Linked DNA regions of Mus musculus: region 1 is linked to region 2. The links are chromatin loops, found by intact Hi-C in ENCODE. Cell type or tissue: left cerebral cortex. All regions are shown on one strand. Links, peaks and the distances in the headings refer to the core of each region. The heading gives the core; the rest is flanking DNA. Region 1 holds the start of Vstm2l (V-set and transmembrane domain containing 2-like). Region 2 overlaps Ctnnbl1 (catenin, beta like 1).

Region 1 (8,328 bases), core at 144-8,143, 52 kb after region 2:
GTAGAGCACATATGAAGGTAGGCTCCATCCTGGTGGGAGGGCTGGATCTGCCCCAGGGTGCCATAGAAGCAGAAGGCTGCAAGCCTGGAAGCTCACATGAACTATCTATGGAGGTTTCCAGCTTTTGATGGATCGAGGAAGAAGGACAGCAGTCATCAGAGAGGGTCTGGCCACAGTGCAACCCCTGCGCTGACCTCCATGAGAGCAAGAGCAGATAGAGCCATGATCATAAGTCAGGGACAGGAGTTGAGGACCCTCTACCGTAGCAGTGCTGTATGACACATGTTAGACACACTGGGGGGTGGGGGTGGGGACAGGTTTTAAGTTGGCAGATTGTTAAATGTATCCCCCCACCCAAGTACAAGAATCCCCCAAGGTGAGGCCCATACTTCAGTGGGCACAGCATTTTTCCTAGGGATTCTAAAGCTACAGACATCTCAAAACTCTGCCCAAGGGCTGGAGAGATGGCTCAGCAGTTGAGAGCAGTACAGAGGACCCACGTTCAGCTCTCAGCACCCACATGGGACAGTTTGAGCCTGACAGTAGAGCCTGAAGCTCCAGCTCTAAGGGATCCTCCTATACTCTCTTCCGGTCTCCATGGGCACTGCACGCAGGTATACAAGCCCACACAGAGACTTATAATTTAAAAATAAAAACAAATCTTAAAAAAAAAATTAGAAGATCTGCTCAGGTGTGATGGTAAACGCCTTTAATCCCAGCATTAGGGAGGCAGAGACAGGGAGCTCTCTGTGAGTTCCAGGCCAACCAGGAGGAAATGAAATGCCTAATAAAAATTGGTCTCAAAAACAAAACAACAAACAAAAATTGTTTGGTGAGTATGATGGCACATGCCTTTAATCTCAGCACTCAGGAGGCAGAGGGAGGTAGATCCCTATGAGTTTGTGGCCAGCCTGGTCCATGTAGTGAGCTCCCAGCAAGCCAAGGTTGTTTAAAAAAAAAAAAAATCCGTCTAAGCCAGTGGTGCTTAGCATTGGCTGTGCATTGGTGTAATATGAGGCACAATGTCAACGAGGCCTGGGCACTAGTAGTTTATGTGATGTGTACTTGAGGATCCTGAGGGTCGCTCTAGCCTCTGATCAATTGTCAGAGACTTCAAATGAGTGTGCATGCATACAGTGTTGAACGCATGGTGGAGGAGAATTCACACAGGGAGAAATGATAACTAAGGCAGACCTGGGCCCGGGCCTGGGCCAGCATCTAACAAGAGGCTGTATCATCTTCTACAAACCAGAGCCCAGGAAGACAAGGCTTACTATATTTCACTTTAATAATGATGGGACCTGGTACAGTCAGGGCCACTCTAGTGATGGGCCAGGAGCCTCGATGGCCATTACTGGAGCTGTAAGTTATTCTCTTTATCCAAATCTTAGGCAGCAATTTAGGAAATTTAATTAAAGGGGGGAGAAACGGGGACACCTTGAGTTCCCTGCCTCCTGTTAGAATGAGTGAAATACGCAGGCTATAAATGGAGGTGCTGTCGGAGACGCAGCTCTGATGTTTTATTGCCAAGTTTTATTCGCTGATGTAAACGTAATCGCTGGCAACTGGAGTTCTATTAATGCACATATCTCCACACACCCAGGGCCCCGCCTGCCCCACCCCCACCTCTGGGCTGTTTTACTCACCTCCCAGGTCAGCCCTGGTGCTGTCTTAGGCATGCTAGTGCCAAGTCTGGATTTCCCTGCCGGTTTCATACCCTCTCATGGCAGATAAGGCTTTAATAGAATTCCATTGCTCCTCTGAGCTCAGTAATGCATTCTAGAAATTAGGCAGCTGTATCCTAAAGCCATTGTTCCCCCTTACAAATGGGCTCCCTCAAAGCCAGTGACCGTGGGGTCTCGATAAGCTTTCATGAAGCCTCGCTCCCATGTTATTGGTGTGTGCAAGGTGCGGCTCTGGCTTACATTGCTCATTGTTAGGTCCTGATACATTTAAGTCGTTTCCCCATGAATCAGGCAGCTCAGGTATTTCCCCCCTCGTGACATTGATAGATGAGCGAGAGGAAGCCATTTAGACGGTGCTCTATAGGGCCCTGGCCCGCACGGTGAATGATTTCCAATGCCTAGTTTAATTTATTTTTAAATGAAATTTGTTATTGATTCTGGATTAAAAGGACAAATCTTACGGCTGTTACCACTGACAGAGCCACAGTGCTCAAGTGACACCTTTCAAGGAGGGAAGGGGGGGTGGCCTCCCAGAGTCAAGGGGAGGGTGGGGACTCTCTAGTGAGCTCTGCAGACTTGGCAGTGAGAACACAAGGTCCCCTGCTTGGAGCAACTTTGAGATGAGCTTCTTTCCCAGCTAAAGGATTTGCTCACCTTCCAAGCCTCATTTGTGTAGGGGAAATAGCAGTGATATTTGCCTCACACCATCCACATGACTGCTGGATGCTTGCTTAGTTGCCTCCAGGGACAGGAGACTTACTCTCTCCTGGAGCATTCCAGAGCTCTGTGAGTGATTAGAATGCTCTGCCCCGGTAGATTCCTGGAGACTTTCTGGGGACAGTGTGTGGGTACTCTCTGCCTCACCCAACTCAGTCGTTTCAGACTCTGTGCTTTGCATTTGGATCAGGGATGCAGACAAGAAACAATTACACAAGGAAAGCATATAGCCTGGAGAGTCACCGCATCTGGCTCTGCTACTCACGCATGCACTTTGCACAAGTGACTCCATCTCCCTGAGCTTCAGTCTCCTTGACTGTGAAAGGAGGATATTAGTCTCAGGGGTCAGGAGTGTAAATGGTGGAACCCAGTGTAGTCTGGGCCACTCCAGTGATGGGCCAGGAGTCTCAATGGCCATTACTAAAGTTGTAGGTCATTCTCTTTATCCAAACCTCAGGCAGCAATTTAGAAACTTTAATTAAAGGGGGTGGGGGTGGGAGATGGAGACATCTCAGGTTCCCCTGCCTCAGGAGTCACGGATATGAATATGGTGTGTAAACTGTACTGGTATGGGGGATACAAGTGGAGCAGGTGGGTGCAATGGGAGAGTCCTGAGATGAGAGACAGAGGACTTGGACCTTGTTCAGGAAAGCCCTCCCTGGTTCTTACCTTCCAAAGCTGTAACAAGGAGGGCTGAGTTAAGGCTGCTCAGATATATGCCTGAGAGTCTGGTCTCTACTTCCTGGACCAACACACTTTTAGCATTGCCCTGCTTTAAGCAGCAAGTTCAGCCTTTCTGAGCCTCAGTTTCCTGACAATGATAGGACAGATATAGTACCTAGAGGCTGTTCTGGAAGGACCTGAGACTTCTTGTCCCTTTGCTGTGCCCTTCCCTCCAGTCTCACTCAGTCTCTGTCTCTCTGTCTGCCCCTCTTCATATTTTGAAATGTATTTATTTACTTCCAATCTGCGTTTGAAGAGGAGAACACTCGGGTCCGATCCCCGGTTCTGCCACCACAGTGTTCTGGAAAGATCTTGGATAGGAGTTTAAAGAGCCTCTGCACAGCTGGCTGATGCTGAAGAGGAGCTGTCCGTGGTGCTGAAACTGTGCCTCTAACATGCAACACCTAGCAGGGAGGGAAACTTGAGTTGATCCTGGTGACAACAGTATACTATCCACCATAATATCTGAAAGGGGCATAGGGAGACAGAATAAAGACAGCAAGCACGGTGTGTCACTCCGCTTTTTAGATCTCTCAAACTTTAGGTACTGTGAGCCGTGCTGGAAGCTGGATCCCTGCGGTGCTGTGTGTGTGGAGCGGGGATCTGTCCACGGTGCTGAACCCTCGCATCTAATCACCCCCGAGGCGCTGTCCGCGGTTCTTAAAGGATGAAACGAAAAGGGTGCTGTCCGCAATGCTGAAACAATGCCTGCCGGCGAAGGCAGAGGAGAAATGAGGGTAGGAAGAATCCTTCCCGGGGTCCGAAACCTTGCTCCGGATCTTCTCAAGACCTCGGAGAAGGCAGCCTTATGAAATAGGCTTTTCTTTAAAATAACCCCCCAACCCTCTTTTCCTGTCACAAAAGCCTCAGTTAAAGAGTCAAGGAAGGAATCAGAATTGGACTGCCACTCTTGGGAATGAAAGAGTCTTCATGGTTTACACACACAGACACACACACACACACACACACACACACACACACACTCCATCTAGACCTTTCATCTAGGGAGAGCCTTACAGTCCAGAAGGGGGCGATCCAGTTCACTGTGTAGAACCCCAACACCTCTAAGCTAGGAGCCCCACTAACTGCTGAGTCCCAGAGACAGGAACCACAATGATAACTACATTGTGTGGGCGCCACGATGTTCCCCACTTTACCCACCTAACTCCAAAGACCCCCCCCCCCCCAACCCCCGACACACACTGCTTCTGGTGGTGGCGTCTGTCCCCATTTTTCAGACGAAGAACTCGAGGACAGGAGAAACTACGCGTGATCACACGGGGACCCCAAAGCTGCCAGATCTTAAACTAGTTCACCTATGTCTCATCCCGGGTGCGCCCCCCACCCCTATTCACCTGTCCTGCACCTCGCCTGGCCCTGGCCCCAACACTACCCAGCTGGCAAAGTTGAGCGGCCCCTCCAGCGCACGGGTCTGGTGGCAGGTCGGATGTTTATCCCCAACGATCGGATTTCGACTCCCAACACCCTAGTGTTCCGCCCTGCGGGGGGTTAGGTCCCCAGGTGGCCTTCCACCCCCGGGCCTGCCCCACCCCCGCTCCCGCGCGGGAGGCCAGTTGCGAGTACCGCTTTAAAAATCCCAGCCTGGGCAAAACTTTGATGATAAATCAAGCTGCGGATCCCTCCGCCGCCGCCGGCTCAGGGCGGGGAGCGAGGGGGAGGGCGGGTGCGCGGCGGCGCGGAGTGGCCTTCCGCGCAAGCGAAGAGTCCCGCAGTCGGAGGCGGCGGGCTGGGCGTGCGCTCGCTGCCTGCAGCCGGGGCCGGGCCGGGGCCAGCAGGAGAGGGCGGCGGCGGCGCCGGGCAGGGTACGGCGGGCGCGGGCTTTGCGGGCTGCGGAGCCCCGATGTGAGGCGGCGGCGCCCCCGGCCGGAGCGCGCAGCATGGGGGCCCCGCTGGCCGCGGCGCTGGGCGCCCTCCACTACCTGGCACTTTTCCTGCAACTCGGCGGCGCCACGCGACCCGCAGGCCATGCGCCCTGGGACAACCACGTCTCCGGACACGGTGAGTTTGCGCGCAGCCCCCACGGACTTCCCCCCACTGAACCCCACCCCGGTCGCAGCCGCTCCAACTTGGCGGTCGCGGTGCTCGAACCTGCGCCGACTGATGCTATGGCCCAGAGTTCCGGGGCGCCCTCTGCTGGGACTGGGGACCCACCCTGTCTCCTATCGGGGCCAGCTCTGCGAGAAGGGGTTCCCAAGAGCACACTCGCTCTGGCCCCAGCTCGCAGAAGACCCCCTCCACGCGCGTACACACTCACACGGATACACACACCTCTGCGACCATACAGATGTCTCCAACCGCGGACACACTCAGCCACGCTCACTGCATCCCACACTCACAACTCTGCACATCCCCTCTGAGCCTCTCCTCGCTGGTAAATATACTTGTGCCCACTACGCACACGAATCAGACACTGGCTGGTGGCTCACCCTGCCAGCTGGCACTCGGGCACACACGCTTCGCTTCGCCACAACTCTTGCCTGTCTGCCTGCAGACACGGATACACATGCACGCACGCACTTGTGCACACACTTTGCCCACCCACTTCTCTCTGCCCCGATTCCTTTCTCCTTTGTGGGTTTAACGCTGAAACTGCTCCTGCATCCTCTTCATCAGGATCCATCCCTTCCACGGCCGGGAATGGTCCTGAGGGGCGCCAGATGCTGTTGCTTAAGACCTGCTAGCCTGGGTGGCAGCTTCCTTTGCCATCCATGTGGGTGGGTGGCATCCAGGGGTAGGGACAGTCTGGGGATAAGAAGGTAGGGACGGAGAGCTGGGATACACTGGAGTAGTTGAGGTCTATTCTTTCAGCTAGAGGCCAGGAGTAAAGAGGAATGTAGGGTGTTTGTCCCTGGGGGGATCATGAACCCCTTGAATCCTACAGGACACCCCCATCTCGGGGACCCCATCTCAACCTTGCCCCTAGAGGACTGAAATGTTGAACTCCAGCATTGTGGGAGCAAGGAGAAAGCAAGTGCTGCCTGCACGAGTGTCTGAAGCGCCTTTCCTCCCCACAGGAGCCCAAGTTGGCAGCAGAGTTGGGTGGTGTGGGGCAGGCAGCTGTGGAGGCTCCCTGCCCCTGAGCCATGCTGTGTGATGGGGCAGGGGTGGTTGAAACCAGAGGTGACCCTGCTTCCGTCCATCCCTTCCCTCATCAGAGGCTACAGCACACGTGCTGTGCTCTGTGTGCCCAGGCTGGGAGAGGTTTGAACAAAGGGCTGAGAACAGGATGATTTCTTTTGATGGGAGTGAGTTAAAGGTGTGCGCCAGAGCCTGGAAACCCAGGCAAGGCCTTTTACAGGTGTGCTGCACGATTGGGGTTGCTCCAGAGGGAGGGGTTTTCAAAGCCATGCTCAGAATTCCTGTGCCTAAGGGAAGCCCAGATCCCCGTATCTACATACACCTCACCTCCTCGCTATGTTGGACAAAAACCTCTCACATACCTTGATGTCCATCATGATTTCTGCTGGCCTGGCAGGAAAGGTAGAAAACAGGGAAAGGACTATTTTGATGCTCTATTCACAGAGGAGAAATCAAGTCTCAGAGAGGTGAAGGGAGTTGCCCAAGGTCACACAGTGAGAGAGCGGCTGAGCCAAGACTGGCTCCAGGGTCTGTCAGGCGAGAAGCAGCACTTTGTCCAGGTCATTTCTCTCCCTGTCACATTTTTTTTTCTCATTCAGGGGAAACTGGGAATTCCTCCCTTCTCTCCCCTCCCGTCTGCCTGTCCAGCTCAGTTCCTTGGCACTGTCAAAACTTATACTAGGAGGCCTCTTCAAGAAGGACTTGCCTTTCTGAGTTTGAGATCCCTTGAGGTACAAACATAGAACTCTGAGGCCTATGGTCATTGTCTTTGGGGCACCAGACCCTCCGAATTTGGGTCATTCTTGAGTAAGCAGGCTCTTTCCTTTGTGTGACAGTCTCCTCCTGCCCCCTGGTGCCAGCTGCGCTGAGAGGGGCACAGCCCTACTGATCTTCTCATCCCCACTCTGGACCAACCCCTGAATTGGGGATTCAGGGAGGTGCTGGATGCAAAGGGGACAGGACCAGTTTCTGAGAATCTGATCTCCTCTTGACTGTCTCTGGGTAAATGGGTCACCCCTTGGGACCTCCTCTGCTCTGTCCCTCAAGAGATGGCCCCACTGCTCTGCAGGGGCCCGTCCACCCTCTCGACATTGCCAGGCTCAAAGTCACCAAGCACTGGCTGCTAAGGAGCCCCACAGCTGCCCCTCTGCTGGGTCCAGCACCCTGTCACCACAGGAAGGGTCTGGAGCCACTCACTTAATCACAAAAAGAAACAGTTATTAATGATAGTGAGACGCGGCGAATAAGTGGGTCATGTCTAATAAGCCATTTGTGTTCAGGAGGAGAATACCAATTTGATAAAAGCTGTGTGTGCTGAAAAAGCCCCGAAATTGCTGTTTAGCAGATTGGAGCCTGATCGTTTCATTATTCCTGGGCTCCGCATGTCCTCAGCTGATTCAGGGAATAAGGCCAGGTCAGGATGGTGTCTATGGGTTTAGGAGAAAGGGTTGGGGCTCGGAGCAGGGAGTCCTAGGGATGAACCCACAAACCTCAACTGCTTAGCTTGGTGTCAGCTCACGGCTGCAGCTCCACCTGATCCTGCCCAGCCACCAGCTATTGCCTTGCACCTGTCTGTCCCTGGGGTTGTCACACGGAGTGTCTGTGACCAGGCAGGTCAGCCAGCAAGGATGTCTGTTTACTCCCCAACACCCCCCTCCCCCAACGTCCACTCAACCGCCTTCAGAGGAAGCATCGCCAAAGCTTGCAGAATGGATGGTGCCTGGCTCTCAGAAGGCACCCGAACCCCAGCACTCAGAGACAGGATGGGGAGACTCACACCTCCTACATCGCAATGGCAGCTGCTCTGGCTTTCCTCACAAGAAAAGGGCAGCTCATGGCTATGCCCCTAGCAGGGGTGGGAGGGGATGGACCTACAGTGTATGGAATGCTGACTGTGTGTTCTAAGTGCCCAGACCTCTCCCCACTGTGAACTCATGCAGGCTGGCATTAGATAGATACTCAAGAAAACTGCGTTTGGAGAGCTCACCAAACGACTCACCCAAGGTCACTGTGCCTGTGCAGAACCTGGAGGACCACATCAGAATAAGGGGTGCCAGTGACTCTGGATCTATCATCTCGAGGCCAGCCTCTGGGCAGACTCAGC
Region 2 (8,328 bases), core at 108-8,107:
CCTCACCTAGATCTTCACTCCGGGGCCACACAATACCTTCTTGTCTACCGGGTAAGGCATCCACTCTGTGTGCCCTTTGTGAAGTTCGTTCATAGTTGAGGTATGCATTGGTGGGTTCTTTTGTTGTTGCTATTGTTGTTGCTGAGTAGAATTCTGTTATGTGGATAAACTTCATTCTTCCTGTTAATAGGCTGTTCCAGAATTGGACCTTGGGGAATAGAGCTGCCAGGAACACTTGTCTAAGTCTCAGTGGTTTCACGTTTCCATGACCTCATGTTGGGTCACTCACTAGTTTGCGTCTTTTTGATAACTAGCAGGCTATCTAAGTCATTCTCACCCCATAGTCAAGAAAAGGTCCCCAAGCTGTAGGTGGACAAAAGACCCATAGAGAGTTTTTCTTGGGGTGTGGACTAAAAGTCTATTCTCCCAGTTCCTTTGTACATCCCCCTCCCTCCCAGAGGAAGATGGCCAAGCCTGAGACTCTTGAGGGAGGTCATTGACTATTTCAAATTCTGCTTAGGGACAGTTTACTGTTAGAGACATCTGAATGCAGTGAAAACTTGTTTGGTGCCTGTGATTCTGTGAGACGCCTCCCTGTCCCTTTTCTAGGATGACTCTCTTAGAACACACATAGTGCTGCTTGTTTCTGCTAGCTGACCTGTGTCATATGCAACGAAGTCCAGATTCTAGACTGAGATGTGGGATTCTAGCTTACGCCTCCTACACTTCCCTATTTGCTCCACCCTTGCCCACCTCCAGTGAGAGACCTGCTCTTCATGTCTCTGTGCCCCAGCCTCTTGCACTTTGTCTGGCATACTCTTACTCCTCTGCCCCCGTGTTCCACTGCTGGGAAACTGGAGCATTTCGTTTGCCTTGACCTTCCTCTCCCTCCCTTCTCAGGGATTTAGATGTTTGTGTGTGTGTGCGTGTGCGTGTGTGTGATGCAGGACTAAGGACAGGCGGGACTGAGGCCCTGTGGCTTAGTGTGACAAGGGCTCTGATGGACAGCAGAGTGGGAGAGCATTCCCACACATCCTCCCTGGCGTTCCGCTTTGAAAGCTTCGCTGAGGGGAAGTAGCTTGTGGTTTTATCTGCCTCACCAGCAGGGTTGGGGGCTGTTGTAACACTTAAGGGAAAGGATGAGCTTGGTCACTGTAGAACTGACCAGGTCACTTGTTCCTTGATGGGAAACAGGGAGACTGGTCAAAGTGACCTGTAGGTTGTTGTGAGAGTGAAGCGACATGAGACATGCAGAGTGCACACAGACACATTGTAGTTTGCATGTGTGCTGCCATCTCAAGCCCCCACATATGCCTGCCTGCCGTGTATTGAATATTCAGGGGAGGTTGGAGAAGAATACATGTATTTTATGTGTGTGCCAAAGAGGCTATACATAGATGCTCACACAGATGCATGTGTCTTTCGAAGAGTGATCTGACTGGCATCAATATTCAGCAGGAGGGGCTGAGCATACACGTGTGACTCTGCATGGCTCAATACATCCCTGACTAGGCAGATGTCCATTATCATGAAGTGTAAGAAGAGAAAAAAAAACAATAATAATAAAAGCAGAAGATATGACTATGACTTGATTTGACAGGGCCTCCTGCTACTTCAGCTACCAGTGCAGACCATGAGGCAGATTAATCTGTATTCCAGCACACCACTGCTGAGGCTGGGATCGATCTAATTAGGGTATTTTGAACATCCTGTTTGCATCTAGAATCTTAGCAGAAACCAGGATGTCAGTCCATCTGGGTAGCTGAAGGGAGGTGGGCAGTGGGCTCAGTACTAAAACTGGATGGCTGTAATTTTAGAGCATAAAAACAGCGCGGCATTTGGTTTCCTTAAAACAAAGGCACCGGTGGCCTTGGGTGTTGAGTGGAAACAAAGGCAGCATGGCCTGAATTTTAAAGAAGCCTTGCTGGATCTGACCAGGATATAGCCTGATGTGTGAAGAACAGGGACCATTTCCATCCTATTAGAACCCTGGCTGACCTGTGTGTGTGTGTCCTTAGCCAAGCATTTGGACCATTGGAAGGCAGGTGGAGGTTCTGAGGCTGTAGAGTGGCCTGCCAAGCCTGGCGAGATGGATGGCTCAGCAGGTAAAGGCACTTGCTGCCAAGCCTGACAGCCTGAGTCAGAGCCCTGAGACTCACATGGTGGGAGGAGAGAGCCAACTCCTCCACATGTACCACAGCATGCGCGCGCACACACACACACACACACACACCTCTCTTCAAGACACAGGTAGTTTTGCACAGTCCTACATTCATCTCTATGGTCCTCTGCTTGCTATGGTATCTAGCACATAGAAGATATTCAGAATGCTTTATGTCCTATCACTGACCACAACTGAGGAACAATAAGCTATTTTTTATAGTTCTGCAAATTATGTATTCTCTTTTCAATAAATGGTTATTATGGCTAAATGTATTCATTTTTATTGAAAGGTAAGCTCATCTCTGCCTAGATATGATGTGTCCTTCAGCTTCCTATAAACAGCTACTACTTGCCTCGGGGATGTCTGCGGGTCTCCAGAATTTTGTATTATTTGGCTTTATAGACAGTCACACCCCAGCACTTTATTTTAATTTATTGTAGGATTAAAGAGCAAGAGTGAAGTTGACCTTGCTCCATTTTAGTATTAGAAAGATATTTTCTCACCAGGACCCAGGCAGACAAGCACACTGCAGGGACTATGGGACCAGAAAAGTGTGGAAGGAGAGAGCCAAGCCCCCAGTGCACAGGTGAAGAAGTCCCACGAAGCTCTTTTTGGTGCAGCACATCTTAGGCTGCCATCTGATGAGTGAGCACTGTGCATGTTCCCTTGAGACCATGGATTTAATAGGTGATGGATCAACCTCATCTTACAAACAAGGAAATTGAGGCAGAAAAAACACCCACTCTGAGGTTTAATAGCTAGGAACTGCTGGGGGCAGGATTTGAACTCAAGCCTGGATGGTTCTGAAGCAAGGACTTGGGGCTTGTCTCTCTCTGCAGGGACCTGATACCTATCTCCCCTTAGGAACAGGTCTCTCTAGAGGGGAAATGGCTCTTCTCACAGAGTGAGACGCTGCTTACCAAATGCATCTTGGGATTTAGACCTCGCTGACTTTTAAGAAACACTGACCTGTTCAATTTTTTGCAAAACGGTGTACACCAGAAACCTACTTGGAATGACTCCCTCATTTCCCTAGTCTGGAAAGCCCTGGTTTGCGTGTAAGTGAGGATCCTTAACTGAGACACCATCTCTAAGAGAGGTGGATGCCCAGAGTCCATGCTGAAGTATTCCTCAGATTCTACAGTAGACTGGTTTGAGGAACAGAGGGAGGGAGCGAGGGTGGGTGGATCAGCTGTAGATTGTAGATTCCTGTGCTCCTTCGAATGTGCTTTTAACCTGAGGCAAGTCATACCCTTCCCTAGGCCATTGTTTCTATATGAAGAACCCCAGGGGAAGTAGACTAGAGAGCTCTAGCCCCTTCCAGCTCTGAAAATCATAAAACTCTTAACTGCCCTGGAAAATCAAACTTTTAGCAATCTAGCTCATTGCTAATCGCCCTAGAGAGGCCCTGAGGAGAGTAAAGGGGGAAGGGTGGACCAGAGCCACCCCTCCAGGCAATTTCAGTAATTAATGTAGGAGGCAGCCAGTTGTATGACTATTGAGCAGGATGCCCAGCAGGCAGGGAGTTACATGGGCACAGTGTCTGTGCTGGCTCATACATTCCACCAGGATGCTAAGATGCCAACCTCTCTCACCAGTGAATTGAAAAATGGAGGTTTACTTGACCCTCCCCTTTGTGGGTTCCAGGGGTAGCATGTGGGATGTATAGATGTGGTGTGGTGGATTGTGTATGTGGCACCTGTGTGGCATGTATGTATGTGGAGCATGTGTGCCTGATAGGAGGATATATGTCTATGTGTTTTCCTCTGCCGTGGAGCTACTGCATCTACATGTCCACACTGACAGCTCCGTAGCCATCCTTCACCTCCATTTTATGCTGTCGAAATGACAGAGCAGCTGAGCGGTGCTGGCCAGCAGATAAACCTGTTATCTCCTCTGCTCTCTGTGCCAGCGGCTCTCCCCATCTCCTTGGTGTATGAAAAATTGACACTACCATGGGCTGAAATCTGTTCTTAGGGAAGCTACATTTATTAGTAGCTAATGAAACCTGTGTGCTAAAACTTGGGGTGGCTGGAGTGTTTCCCTATGACATGACAGGCCAGAGCTTACAGAGGTAGAAGGAGCAAGGGCAGCTTTGGGCGTGCTTGGCTTAAAGCCCTATCAGTCAGGCAGGTGACAGCTTGCTTAGTGTACTGTGTTGGTGGTCAAGGTTTCTCCTGCCTAGACTGGGCTGAGCTGTGGACGTGCATGCTAACTAAGAGTATCACAAACGTTCTTTCAAGGACCACATTTCCCTGCTTGAAACACAGTGCTCCAGATGCCTTCCCAGGCCCCGGTAACCCCCGCCCTCCTGGTAAGGCATAGAAAGAACAGTCCCTTGTAACTTTCTTCCCCATCAGAATCAGCAGGATTCAAAGGGGAGAGGACTGCAGAGTAAGGCTCTGGTTCGGTATCTGTGGAACTGTAAAATCCAAAGTCTCTTCTTTATTTAGACTCTGAAAGAAATTGCTTCTGGGAAGACTTAATTCTGTAAAGTGGGAAGACGGGTTGTTATTTGTGTCTTCCTCCATATGGCCTTTTGCTTCATTTTAGCCTCGTTAAAACTGTGGGGTTTTATAAATCCACATTTACATCGTGTCTGTCTTTTGGGCACAGTGAGCCCTTGTGGGGCCTGTTTTTAGGCAAGGTTGGTTTCAGGTCTCCTCTTCATCTTTAAGAGCCAAAGGATTGGTTATAGTTTGGAGTCGGGTAACTTTTTCATACATGGGATCGCAAACTAACCTCTCTGGGTTTTCTGTTCCAGATTAACAAGACTAAGATAAAAATAGCACTTTTCTCATAGTTTGGCTGTAAGGTATGTTGACAAAATAGTGTTCTGTCACACATGCACGACAAATGCACGAGGTGCCAACCTGCTCCCAAGTAAGACTGGGGAGAAGGGTGCTGGAGCCAAACCCGGACCTGTGACCTCGTGCGTGTGGTAGAAACATCTGCCTGCCGAGCTGTGCCTCTAGCCCACAAACAGGCATCTGAAGCAGGGTGAGAGCAGGGCAGCACGCTGCTGCTAAGCCTGACTTTGAGTAAGAATTTCCGAAAGACAGATGGCAAACTAAGGAAAACATCCACAAGATATACGAAGAAGGTAGTTTCCTTAACTTACAAAGATCCCTTAGGAATCAAAGTTAAGAAAGCTATGAGTTGGCAGGAGAAGCAAAACAAACATTAGTAAGCATAGTCTTATGAGTCCGTCATGTGCTACTGCGGCGGTGCTAAAGGAAGCCCTGCTAGCGGATGTAACGGGGCCTGAGTGTGCCTAGGAGAGTGTTTCTGGGACAGGTTAGCATTTGAATCAGGTGGCTGAGTAAAGATTACCCTCACCTGTGTAGGTGGGCATCACCCCATCTATTGAGAACTCTAAATAATAACAAAGAGGAGGGGCCAGACAGCCATCTTTCCCTGCCCTCAGACATCGTTCTCAGCCCTCCAAAGACTGGGGCTTAGTGTATTTGGCCTTTGGGCTTGCAGTGGGACTGCCCCCTCTTGCTTTCCCAGGCCTTCAGCTTGCAGATGCCTAGGATAAGATTTCTGAGTCACCCAAGCCAAACCCTCATGGCCTCTGTGTTGTAAGGTATCCTGCTGTTCCCTGGTTCAAGCACATAGGAAAAGGATGTTGCACAACTGCTAATCAGGGACGTAGGTGGGGAAGAAGGGGGTCTGGTTCTATCTGCCCGGCTGTTGTCACTTCTCTTGGGTCGTGGAGACTGTGAGGAAAGGTGTAGGGAGACATATTCAACATATGTATGTCTTTGTGTATGTGTACACATGGTATGTCGGAGGGAGCTCCTGTGCCACAGCCAGCCCACACACGGAAGTCAGGACATCGTAGTGAAGTCAGTTCTCCCTTCCACTTTGATTTGAGTTCCAGGGCTTGAACTCAGGTTCCCAAGCTTGCATGGCAAGTGCCATCTTTACCTGTTGAGCCATCTCTTCAGCCCAAATGGCATTTAACATTTTATGTGTGATTTTCATTTGAGTCACATATTTTATTTTTAAGGATATACTATAAGGGAAAAAGAACATGCAAAAGTATGCCAACAGCGTGTGAATGTCATTGTCCTTAATAACAACAACAACAAAAAAAAAAAAACCCTCACACTAGAAGCTACCAAAAATACCCAGAAATGGCTCACTAGTTAAATTCAGTGGCATTCTAGATAGCGGTTTAAAAAAGAAAGTCTGTGCTGGTAAGGGCAGTTATATTTGGGAACATATATGAGTATAATATCAATTCTCTGTTGAGAATTTACCCAAGATACTTTGTGGGTTTTTCTTGGAAGGTCAAGACAGCGGGAGGAGAATGGGGAAAGGAGAATGCTTGTACAGACACTCGTGATGTTCCGTATGTCTGTGCCGTCCGTGTGTAGCTACTTTTTTACCACGTGCATCTATCCATCCATTGCTCTCTGTTGGAATGGTCAGTAAAGCAAGAAGGAAGCCGTTTCCTCTGGTTACTGTAAGCTTGTCTTTCAACTTCCTAAAAGCCAAGACAGAGGGAGGAACCTTGATAAGGAAAAACAAAAAATTCCTCAGGAAAGAAACCCATTCTTAGGGTTCCTAGGTCTGCAGGAATGTGGCTGCTGAGATGGGATTAAACCTTGAGAGCTCTGCTCTCTGCGCCCCCTCTAAATGCACTGGTGGTCCTGGGTGGTTGCTCTTACCAACGTGTGCATTACACTCCATCCAGTGGCCTTTCTAAAAGGTTCTTTCCTTTTCTGCAAGGCTACCAGGATGAGGATTTTCAATTTTGTTTTCCAGTGGGAAGCATTAGGCAGATGTCCCATGCCTACCAAGTTGCTGTCACCTACCTGACACTGCGCTGTGGTTGTCGATCTGCACCCTCTGCCCTTAAGGAGCTCCTTCAGGTTAGGGATCCTGCTGTTTGGAGCCCTGAGCACTCCCTTCTCACACATGCAGAGCTTGGTAGTGAACACACGTGCCATCTGAAGTTGGATCTTACCGACCTCTGGCACCAACTAGGGGGGCCATGAGGTGCTTTGCTCCTGGCCTGGGTTTCTCCATCCTGCAGAGAGCGGGTTGTCTCAGACACTGCATGAGAGCTGTCTGATGTTCCCTCTCTCCTTCTGTGCCTGTCAGGTGCTTTATATGTAGATATACATGGAGGTTGTTCCCAGCTGCTGTGCTAAGTAACTTCAAAGTTTCAGGCCTGAGTATGAGATTCACTGCATTCCTTATGGCTCATCTCACACCTGTTCACCAGCTGAAGGGATCAGAGTCCCTGCTCAATCAGCCTTGAGTAGTAGAACTGGGGTGTCCCACACTCTACCTTCTGGTCTTCTCTTCTCTTCTTGGCTCATTCCGAGCGCAGCCTTGCTTCCCTCCCAAACCCCCAGCCACCAGCTTCCAACCCCACTGTGCCTTTGAAAATGTCCTGCTTATGCCATGCCCGCTCCAGAGCAGAGCTTCCTGGCACCTCGTAACCTGTTCTTCCTGTTTAGCATGCAAGGCAGCCTGTCTCTGGACCTAGGCTGGGTGCTATACCCAGAGTATGAAGGCATTAAAAAGATATCTAGAACTCGGAAATGGTCTGTTTGGGGCCCACCACCAGCTCTGGCTGGTCATACAGAGTACCTGTTTCCTTCCTACTCATTTGCCAAGGTTTCCCAAAACACCAAACTGGAATGGGAGCTGGGCATAAGCAGTAACCAATGCAGATTAGAGTCCCTGACTTCAGGCCATGCATATTGAAGGGATCGGTGATCAAATTAGTAAACATACAGTGTGTGATGAAGAGAGAAGGAAGACTCAATGAGACTCCAGGACTAGCTGTGTTAGAGCTTTGCATTTTCAAAGAGTGTGGACAAGGGAGCAGAGAAGTAGTAGAGAAGGCTGAGGCCTCTGAATCTGAGAGTAAGCATGGGTTCCCTGTAGGGAGCGTTCCTGGCAGAGGCCTTGAGGCAGGAGCACCTGTGTCGTGTCAGAAGCCGCAGTCAGGAAGAGGTCAGGAGCCATTGCTGAAGAAACATCATGGTCTTCTGTGAAGACTACGCCCATGGGCAAGGATGGACACAAGGACACCTGCTAGCAGGCTATGGCATGTTGTGGGCTGGGATGAGAGTGTGCCAGACTAGAGTAGGGGGACGGTTGTGATGGTGTAGAGCTGGGGTCACATCTGAAGGGGGAAC

Evidence for each region. Peaks named below come from ENCODE experiments on the same cell type or tissue, not always from the same donor. Only the 100,000 strongest peaks of a DNase experiment are listed, where the experiment ranks them.
Region 1: a loop joins it to region 2, with 3 times the contacts of the local background. A loop is called at or near these places in 5 of 42 quality-filtered maps.

What each region holds. Positions count from the first base shown.
Region 1 is chr2:157,909,788-157,918,115 of GRCm38, forward strand. Vstm2l (V-set and transmembrane domain containing 2-like) reads left to right here and starts at 4,866. Exons shown (of 4, transcript NM_198627.2): 1 at 4,866-5,144. The coding sequence starts at 5,024. In left cerebral cortex, for the core only: CTCF peaks have their summits at 4,164 (motif pointing right) and 5,279 (motif pointing left); DNase peaks (open chromatin) are centred at 3,533, 3,721, 4,143, 4,745 and 4 more places; H3K4me3 peaks cover 2,030 bases; H3K27ac peaks cover 812 bases.
Region 2 is chr2:157,857,447-157,865,774 of GRCm38, forward strand. The region is part of intron 11 of Ctnnbl1 (catenin, beta like 1); the gene reads left to right. Among named protein-coding and RNA genes, the nearest start is that of Vstm2l, 53 kb to the right of the region's middle. In left cerebral cortex, for the core only: no CTCF peak of the experiment used is centred there; DNase peaks (open chromatin) are centred at 1,060, 1,316, 1,800, 2,087 and 3 more places; H3K27ac peaks cover 2,007 bases.